Regions from separate parts of the Homo sapiens genome. Here region 1 is linked to region 2. A link is a loop called in an ENCODE intact Hi-C map of the cell type or tissue named here. Cell type or tissue: PC-3. All regions are shown on one strand.

The links. Hi-C counts contacts between places; a loop is a spot of excess contacts. Peaks named below come from ENCODE experiments on the same cell type or tissue, not always from the same donor. Only the 100,000 strongest peaks of a DNase experiment are listed, where the experiment ranks them.
Region 1: it touches region 2 in a loop (2.1-fold over the local background); 1 of 110 quality-filtered maps calls a loop at or near these places.

The regions. Positions count from the first base shown.
Region 1 is chr6:54,653,464-54,658,463 of GRCh38, reverse strand. LOC107986606 (a long non-coding RNA gene) reads left to right here. Exons shown (of 3, transcript XR_001744176.3): 2 at 2,787-2,860. Among named protein-coding and RNA genes, the nearest start is that of FAM83B, 190 kb to the left of the region's middle. In PC-3, no CTCF peak of the experiment used is centred here; a DNase peak (open chromatin) is centred at 3,103; H3K27ac peaks cover 313 bases.
Region 2 is chr6:54,372,590-54,377,589 of GRCh38, reverse strand. The region is part of intron 9 of TINAG (tubulointerstitial nephritis antigen); the gene reads right to left. Among named protein-coding and RNA genes, the nearest start is that of TINAG-AS1, 7.5 kb to the right of the region's middle. In PC-3, no CTCF peak of the experiment used is centred here; no DNase peak of the experiment used is centred here.

The DNA.
Region 1 (5,000 bases), 280 kb before region 2:
TTCTAGGATTTGTTTTGAATTGTTCATTCTGGCTCCACACACCAATCCCCATTGGTACAGGATTCCTACATGTCTCATAGGTGGAAATCAGACGATTGTTACTTACAAAACTAATGGCTGTATTCTCTGTCTCTAAATAATCTGACTACTTTCTTTGTCTTCTCTTCCTCCATTGCTTCATATATGTGGTTGCTTCTTGTGGATTGTCTCTAGCTTTTCTTCTCCACATTCCCTTGAGAATCACTTTCATCCTTAATTCAGCTCTTACTGCCTACAGACTTCAAGACCCTTCAGCTTTAACCATTGCTTTATGTTACCAGACTCAGAAGCTTACTACCAATTAAGTATGTCTAGATGAATGCTTGATGCCCAAACCCAGGCTGTAAAAAAACAACTCTTCACTCGCCTGTCCAAATGGCCGCTCTTTAAGTGTCCTTGCCAACACTCCATTTCCCAGCCTTAAGCCCTCAGGATCACTGCATCTTTTCCTTTAGCCCACCCTACAGAAGTTAGCAGTTTCTAAGACTCACTGATTTTACTTCTATTTCCTTTGTTTTCTATCGTCACTGCTTAAATCCTAGTTCAAACTCTTTTGTCTTAGGGATAGGAATACTCCCTTCTCTGGTCACTCTGCCTCCTGTCTTTCCCACATACAAGCACCTTACGTATTATTCTTGACCAATTTTCCTCAACTGCAGTCATTTTCTTTTGACTATGAAACCAAAACTTTCCTCCTAATATGCTATAATATATACCAACATACTTTTCCAAATTTATTTAGGAATCCATTTAAAGGCTACAGTCCAAATAACTTCTTCCTTTGCCTCACATATGTACCAAAATTTTCAGCCTTGATGGGTTTGCTTATGATGCTCCTCCATATTGGAATGTTATTCCTTCTCCCAGATCATGTTCTCATGTCTCAAAATAATTTTTCCTTCAAGGACCTCCTTAAACATTACCTATCAATGAAATTTCCCATAATGCAATCATTCAGAAATAATTGTTGCTTCAGCTCACCTCCTATAGTACTTTGTAGACATTTCCTTTAAGTATCTATTTTTTTCTATCTTTTATTGTAAATGTAGTTATATATTTTCCCTTCTAGAGGTTAAGTATTTGAAGAAAAATTTCATAAACCTATTTATCTTCATTTCCTTCACAATGCTTAATGAATTATTCAAATTGTCCTATGTGTTAACCAGTAATTTTTTTTTTTTTTTTTTTTTTTTGAGATGGAGTCTCAATCTGTCACCCAGGCTGGAGTGCAGTGGTGCAATCTCGGCTCACGGCAAGCTCTGCCTCCCAGGTTCACGCCATTCTCCTGCCTCAGCCTCCCGAGCAGCTGGGACTACAGGAGCCCACCACCACGCCCGGCTAATTTTTTTGTAGTTTTAGTAGAGACGGGGTTTCATGGTATTAGCCAGGATGGTCTCCATCTCCTGACCTCGTGATCTGCCCGCCTAGGCCTCCCAAAGTGCTGGGATTACAGGCGTGAGCCACCGTGCCCAGCCGTTAACCAGTAATTTTTAATATTTTTAGTAGATTGACATGCTACAGAAAGTGCTGTGGTTCTAAAACTTTACTAATTTAATTAACCTGATTTGCAAGTTTTTGCTATCACAAAGTTTCTGTATGAGGATTGGATTAATCTTGACTCTAAGGATAAAGCCTTGCTTAATGCATTCAATTATCTGAATCTGTTGGATGTGATAAAAGAATGTGTATTGGCCCTGTCAAATTGTCTTATGAATTAAATTACCTTCATGAAGGCCAAATAATAAGATGAACTGAAGAACAGGATTTAGCAAAAAGGAAGCCAGATTCTTCTAATGTACTTATATCATAACCAAGTGAATAAAAGGATAAAGTATCAAATCAAGGGATCCACTGAATGTCCTCATAGGAAGAGCAGGAGTTATAACTTCAGTGATAATTGCTTAGTAGTGGCCCAGCCAGAGAAAAAGTCAGGGAAAAAGAGAAAAAAACGTGCTCTTCCCTTTCAATGAGGGATTTTAATATGCATGATGGGCCAGGCATGGTGGCTCACACCTGTTATCCCAGCACTTTGGGAAGCCGAGATGCAAGGATTGCTTGAGCCCAGGAGTTCAAGAACAGTCTGGGCAATGTAGGAAGACCCCATCTCTACAAAAACTAAAAATAAAAATTAATCAGGTGTACTGTTGTGTGTCTGTAGTCCCAGCTACTTGGGAGGATGAGGCAGTTGGATCGCTTGAGCCCGGGGATGTTGAGGCTGCAGTGAGCTGTGGTGGTGCCACTGTACTCCAGTCTGGACAACAGAGTGAGTCCCCTATCTGAAAAAAAAATACTGAATATCTGTAACCATACCTTTGAGGATGTCAAATTAGAATAAAACAAATTAAGGGGAAATAAAACCTAGCATCTACTTAATGCTTCTGCATGTCAGACACTGTTCTAAATGCTTTGGATGTGTTCCTCATTTAATTCTTACAACTCTGTATACAGGCATCATTATTAGTCCTTTTTTTTTACATTGAAATAAAACTAAGGCATAGGCAACTTAAGCAAGTATTCAAGATAATGTAAGATCACATCTGAAGGAGCTTGGATTTGTTTAAATCCAAGCAGTTGGACTCTAGGGCATACAATTTCAATGATTATACTAACCCTACTTTATTGCTTTACAGATAAAGCTCTCTTACCCAACTTACCAAAGGAGATAATATACAAGAAAATAAGCAATATTTAGTCTTATTCATGTATTGAACATGTATCTACTAAGCACTTACATTGTTCTGTTCTAGACGCTGGGAACACAGTTGAGAGCAAAGCAGAAGCACCGACCTTGATAGAGTCTCCATGAGGGTTTGATACACAGGTAATAAGTAAATGAAATAAAAAGGGATAATACAAGTTTATATAATAGTTCAAAAAATAAACACAGCAAGAAGGTAGAGAACATGCATAGCAATAAGGGGTCCTGTTTCAGATCATTTGCTTTGGAAAGGGATACCTGAATAGGGAGTGATTTGACCAGCATGTGAAAGGAGCATGCTATTTAAAGATGCAGATGAGAGGTGTGTAAACAACTTGTGGTATGTTAGTAAAACATGATAGGGCCAGTGAACCTGAACTGAGTAAGCAAGGGGAAAGTTGTAAGGTGGAGAGGAGCCAGATCATGCCAGGCTTTTGTTTGGTTAAGGCCAAGAAAATGAGTTTGAGTTTTATCCTAAGTAGACGGAAAACCATTAAAAGTTTTGAGCTACAGAAGTGAACTGATCTGCTTCTAATTGCAAAAGGATCACTGTGGCTATAATGTGTAAAATAAGAAATAGAGACTGAAGCATATACGAATAGAAACAGAGAGAGTATTTAGGAAGTTTACTGCAATCTTCTAGTCTAGAGAAGATAGAAAAATAGTGTTGGAAATGATGAGAAACTATCAGATTCTATATACATGTTGAAAATTGAGTCAACAGAATTCACTAATAAATTGATTGTGGAGTTTAAGGGAATTAGGTATTGAATACAACCCCTTGGTTTTTGGATTTGTCAGCTGGATGAATGGCAGTACTCTCTACTAATGGAGAAGACTGGGGGAGAAAAAAATTTTTGTGGGAATGATAAATGAAAATCAAGAGTTCTCTTTTGAACATGTCAAATTTAAAGTCTATATCAGATATCCAAGTGGAGATGCTAAGGAGGTAGTAAACACACACACACACACACACACACACACAGACAGAGAGAGACAAAGAGGTCAGATTGGAAATAATATTTGGAAGTCATCAGCATAAAGATGGTATCTAAAGCCAGGAGTCTGCAGGAGCTCACCTAGTGATTTAATAGAAAAAAAGAGATGAGAAAAGGATTGAAAAGAAGCCAGTGAGTCATGAAGTCAAGTACTTGAAGGGGAGCAACCAACAATAACAACAATAAAAAAATTAATAAATAACTTTCAGTAAGGAGGAGTAACAGATAGTCTAATGAAATGCATTTTATTCATTCCATGTTCATTTGGCAAATACTAAATGAGTGATTTCTATGTAGCAAATCCACTGGTCAAATATATTTGCACAACTCAGTCTTAAAATGACCCCTAGTCAGATCCTAATCCTTGTTTTGCTCATTTATTTCTGGCATCACTTTTTCTCCTTAAATAACTGTATTTTCCCTCTGTTTTTGCTTATCCTAATTTCAGCTCACTTTCAATACTCACTTCACCTGCTACATGATCCCCTGCTGGATAGTTTTTCTAAATACACTTGTCTTATACTCTTTTTGACATAAAAGTTTTTATAGCAATGTAATATGTATCTTTCTGTAGATCTAGTCACTTCAAGTATATTATAAGCCTTTCTGAAAGGCAAGGATCAAACAATAAAATCGTAGTGCTATCTGTATTTTTTTTTCTTTTGGTATTGTTATCATAAGTATTAAATACCCACTTTTTAGACTTGTGAGAGTTTTTTTTATGGTCATCTATTCCAATAATTCCAAGTATAAAGACTGTATTTTACCACGGAGAGCTCCAAACTTAAGCTCCAAACTTAAGTTATCTACCCATATTATGAGCCTTACTAGTTTAAACCAAGCACCTTGTTTCCTTTCTTTTGATTAGGATTACACCACTTGAATGCTTTTATGCTATTTGTCTCATGGTAATTACAAATACTGATTATTAATTAGTTGTCTTTTATTAATACATGAATTATTAGTCTAGAAATATGATATAGACAAAACATTTTAAAAGATAAAACTGACAAAGATAGATAAATAAAGGAATATTGGTTATATGTGACCCACACAGATACTCAGGCCAAACTGGGTTGGGGTGAGAACACCCACAAAAGAAACTCAAAGATAGAAGTGTCCTTGGAATCAAGTTTGAGGAGACATGACAAGAATGGATATTTCCCAGTGGATTCCATGAACACTCTAGCCCTGAAACAGTGAGAAAACCAGAAAAGACCTAAGGGATATGAGAGTATAATTTCAATGAGAGAGGACAAGCTGTG
Region 2 (5,000 bases):
ATTTACAAACATTTGTTTAGACAGACCAGAACCTTACTTTACTGAAGTTATTTCTTATTTATTTATTTATTTATTTCTGAGACCGAGTCTCACCCTGTTGCCCAGGCTGGAGTGCAGTGACACAGTATCGGCTCATAGCAAACTCCGCCTCCCAGGTTCCAGCGATTCTCCTGCCTCAGCTTCCCGAGTAGCTGGGATTACAAGCATGTGCCACTGTGCTCAGCTGATTTGGGGATTTTTAGTAGAGACGGAGTTTCACCATGTTGGCCAGGTTGGTCTTGAACTCCTGACCTCAAGTGATACTCCCGCCTCGGCCTCCCAAAGTGCTGGGATTATAGGTGTGAGCCACTGTACCTGGCCTACTGAGGTTATTTCTATACCTTTGTGAGCACAGTGGGTTCACAAGCTTGAGAGATCTTAATACTGGCTATTTGGTTTTTGTTTTGTTTTGTTTTTCCTCAAGGAAATCCACATAATACGGTTCTTTTAAATTGTTTCTACTTCATTAAATTAAATTGTTTCAATTATTTTTTAAGACTCATTAATAACTTTTTCTCTCAAAATTTAGTGATACCTGGGAATATGCTGGTTTTGAAAAAAATCTGGGCAGCTCTTAGCCCATCTACCACATTCCCTAAGGATGCATGAGTGCTGCCTGAGCCCTTCAGTCTCCCTACATTGAGACTGGGTTTCCGTCTCTCACTCAATGCACATAATTATTTAAGCTCTTCCTTCAGGATTTATTTTATATGCCCACTTTTCATGAGTTCCAGAAACACTACTTTTTTATATATATGAAAAGTCTTTATGGAAAGACCATAAAGTTCCTGCAGAGTAAGGTATTAAAACCCATGAAAGAGTGATTTAAGATCCTGTACTTCTAAGGTTATTAATATTTCCATGCATGTTCCTTTTAAAAGGGATATTGTTCTTTTTAGATAACTATGCTAAACACTAAACTTTTCTAAGCCCTATTTTAAGTTATGCCTAGATAGTAAAATTATTGGAACAGAATAATTTGCATATGATTTTAAATGATATTTTTTTCTTTTCTTTGGTTTTGGTAGATTTTGTCAATGAGGCCCATACACCCAGTGAAGTCATATTAGATGCCATAAATAAGAGAGGGTTGAAAATAAAACTTTATTAAAGCAAAATTTATATTCCTATAAGTATCCCTTTTAAGGTAAGCACAGAATCTCTCTTGTATACTACACCTGTTAGTTTCTACTTTTTTTTCAACAAATTACTGGTTAGCCCAAAGAAGACATATATTTTGCTTTCGAAAAACTGTCAGTCTAATGGGACTGATATTGAGGAATGAAAAACAAGAATATAAATAGATAGAATTCTGTAAGTGTCACTTTTAAAAAGAGCATGTTTTGAACATTTCTACAAGTTAACACATGAAAACATTAACTCTCCGCCAAAGGCAAAGATGACTTTGTTCAGAGTTGAGTAGAAATTTCTTCTTGACATGGGAGTGTAGAATTTATGGCAAAATCAGCAGGTGCAGTCATACAGCCATGAAAACCTCATCTCTGCCTATTCTAGGAGCAGCACTTAGTCCAGTGTGACTGAAGAAAAGGGATGGGAGTGGTGGAGAATGAAGTTAGGCAGGTGTGGCTCAGTCCTCCAAGATGGTTACCAGACGTGGCATTTACAAAGTTGGTGATAAAGAGCCATTTGAATATGGAATGTGACATGATCCGGATTATCTTTTAGAAAGACAGCTCTGGTGTTAGCATCGGGTATAGTCTCCAGTGAGAGCCGGCTAGAAGCAAAAGATTTATGTTGCAATTCAAGCAAGAAATAATGAAATTCTGAATAAGAATGTAAGACCCATAAAGTAACGTTGTTTGTTCTTTTAACAGTTGTATCCTAAACATCTAGGGCAATGACTTTCACACAGTTGACCCTAAATAGATATTTGTTGAGCCAGTGAATTGAAGTACCTTGGCAGAGGGAATAAATGAGAGGGAACAAGTTTGAGAACTACTTAGAAGGTAAAAGTGATGGAATTTGTTGGCCAATTTATATGGAAAGAAAGGGATGAGAAAGAGTCAAGGTTAGCAACAGCATTTCAAAGTTGAATGAATAGGTACATCAAATGTGCACTACTTGAGGTGAACTTCATATTATACAGAGATGTGTTTCTGATTATCCGGTTAGTTTATCATTGCCTAAGACAGTGGTTACAGAATTGCTTCACCTTCTTCTGGATTTTCTCTACTGATATGGCTCTACACATAAACCTTTAAATTAATGGCTTTTCTGTGTTTCTGACAAACAATAAGCCTAAGAACAAAGAAAAACTAATTTCCAAAAGAAATTCTGAAGCAATCTTTCTCTACAGGAATTCTTCTGTGATGAGAATAATTATTTCCTAACTCATGTGTTAAGAACACATTTGCTTAGGGATTGGATTCCTTAAAGCCAGTCTCACAACCATCTAAGAATCTGGAGTTAGAAGAAAAAGAAAAATAGTTTTATTTTATTATGATGGTAGGTATATTACACTGTAGCAGAATCACCCAGACAAAAATGTTCCAATATTTTGGAAGATTTGCTATTTCTGGGGTCTCTGCACGTACCCAATAGACTGATAACAGGGATTCAAATTCATGTTTTCTGGGCAGACAAACTCTGTATTAGTGAATATAGATCCAGACAGATTAAAAAAAACAGTTTTAAAACAGTGGACATGTAAAGATATTTTATACAGGACACCCTACTTGAACAGGAAATTTTGGAGCAAAACAAGGAGCAAATATATCATATAACCTGATATGGAACTCCAACCCTTCTTATTAAGGAAATGAAACTCAGATAGGCTATCAGGATAAAGAAACCACTAGATGGGCTTCAAGTCAATAACAATGATACAACTACACTGGATATAGGATTTTGCTTTCAGAGGTAAGACTACAGATAGAGTCTTAGTTCCCATTACACAAAGATTTGAAAGATAACTGCAGGAAGAATAAGGAAAAGATATGCAGGCTTTTATTTTCTTATACATGTTCTACCTGAGATGCTTAGGAACTTCGTTTTTAAGAAAAGCTCATGCCTAGTAAATGAAGTGTTATTGAATATGAAAAAGTGCTAATTAATGCTAGATCAAAGATGGATAGAAACAGACTCCACAGGAAAGCAACATGAAATGTGGGCATTCCCTACCACCACTTAATTTTCTACTTGAGCAAAATATTAATCAAGCTAGGGTTCAATATATCTAAGATCAGGTACTTTTATCGATATGTTCTGCCAGGAAGCTACAAATTTTATCACAGGTTGAGGAGCAGATGATGGCTCATGAAATAGCATTTTTCACATGAAAATATTAATATCACACATGATCCTGTGTACCTAACGTTAATTATCTAAACAGCTTTATACAATGCCTACCATATTCCTTATATCCTGATGTATCAGGAAGCAAGAAGATTACAAGTGTAGTATCACATGTAATTTGACCTATGAAAAGAAGTTTGGAGAAAATTGATAAATGTGTGTGCCCAGTTCATACTCTGGTCAGAATGACCTGCTGTAGAACTGAGAGAACTGTCCTTCTGTATTTACTATGCTGACAGAATATGCATTAAAACATCTATACATCTACAACAATGTGACATGTGCTAAGCAAAGAGAGAGCAAAGACCAAAATCATATATCATGATCAATGACAATTGACTAGGGTAATATCTTATGAAGAGAAACTTTAAGGGAAAACTTTATCCCTTTGATGTTAGGAATAGAAATGGCTTTTTGCCTTCTCATAGAATCTTAGCACTGGAAGGAGACTCAGAAATTATAGCATACTATAAGGGTTGGCCAGCTATGGTTTACAGGCAAAATCTAGCCTGGGATGCCTGTTTTTGTTAATAAAATTTTATGGAATATTCGTGCTCATTTATTTGCATATCGTCCATGTCAGCTAATGGTAGAATTGAGTAGCCAAGACCCCATGGCCCACAAAACCAATCAGACTCTAATTCATTTTATATATTTCATAGATAAAGGGACTGAGGCCCAAAAGGTTAAATAGCATTTCAAGATTATATGCTTAAGTGGCTAAATTATCACTAGTGTCTTAGAAGCAGATAATAACACAAGCAATAAAAATTAGAACTAGAAAAAGGCAGAAAAAGAGTAGAATCATTTCTAGCTGTGGTGAAGAGGAAAGGCATAATAGGCCTTCGATAATCTGTAGAAGATGCCAGGGGAAATGAATGCGTATCTGAGAGAGAAGAGCATCAAATAATGTAAGGAGGTGGCCTTCATGCATTCACAGAGAAATCGTGAAAGTTTTGGAAGAGAGAGGGATTGTAGGCAGCCATAGGAAGATCAAACTAGTGATGGTGAACAAGATATATTAAATGGAAAAGTGTGGGGTTGGAGGTAGGGGAAACAGTTGGGTCATTATACCAATATTCTAACCAGGGTTGCATTTATCACATCCAAGTCTCATTTATATCAAGAAATGTAATGAACACAATTGTTACATTGATGGGAATGGAGAAGAGTAATATTTAATGCATTTATCTTAAGGATCAAAATAAATCAAAGTTGTCACTTAATGCCACAGCTAGTACTCATTAATCATGTGCAAAATTTGTTTTTTCTGTAGCCCTTTCCTTTTTATTGTGGCTCAGACTTGGGCTGACTTTCTCTTTGGTCTTATTGAAGTAATCAGTAATATCCTAGATATTTCTGTGCAGAGAAGACATTGCAAATTGCCATAGCAACATATGCCTTTTAACAAAACTCTTGGTTCATTCATTATCAGAATTGTCATGTATATGTGTGTGTGTGTGTATATATATATATATATATATATATATATATATATATATATATATGTATGTATTTATATAATATTCTTGGAGGATCGGATAAAATCCTAACCCTAGATTCTGCAGTGGTAATCTCATATCACATGCATATACAGATGTATAGTAATAACCCAGCAAGTGCTCTCTTTTTCATGGGACAACCAA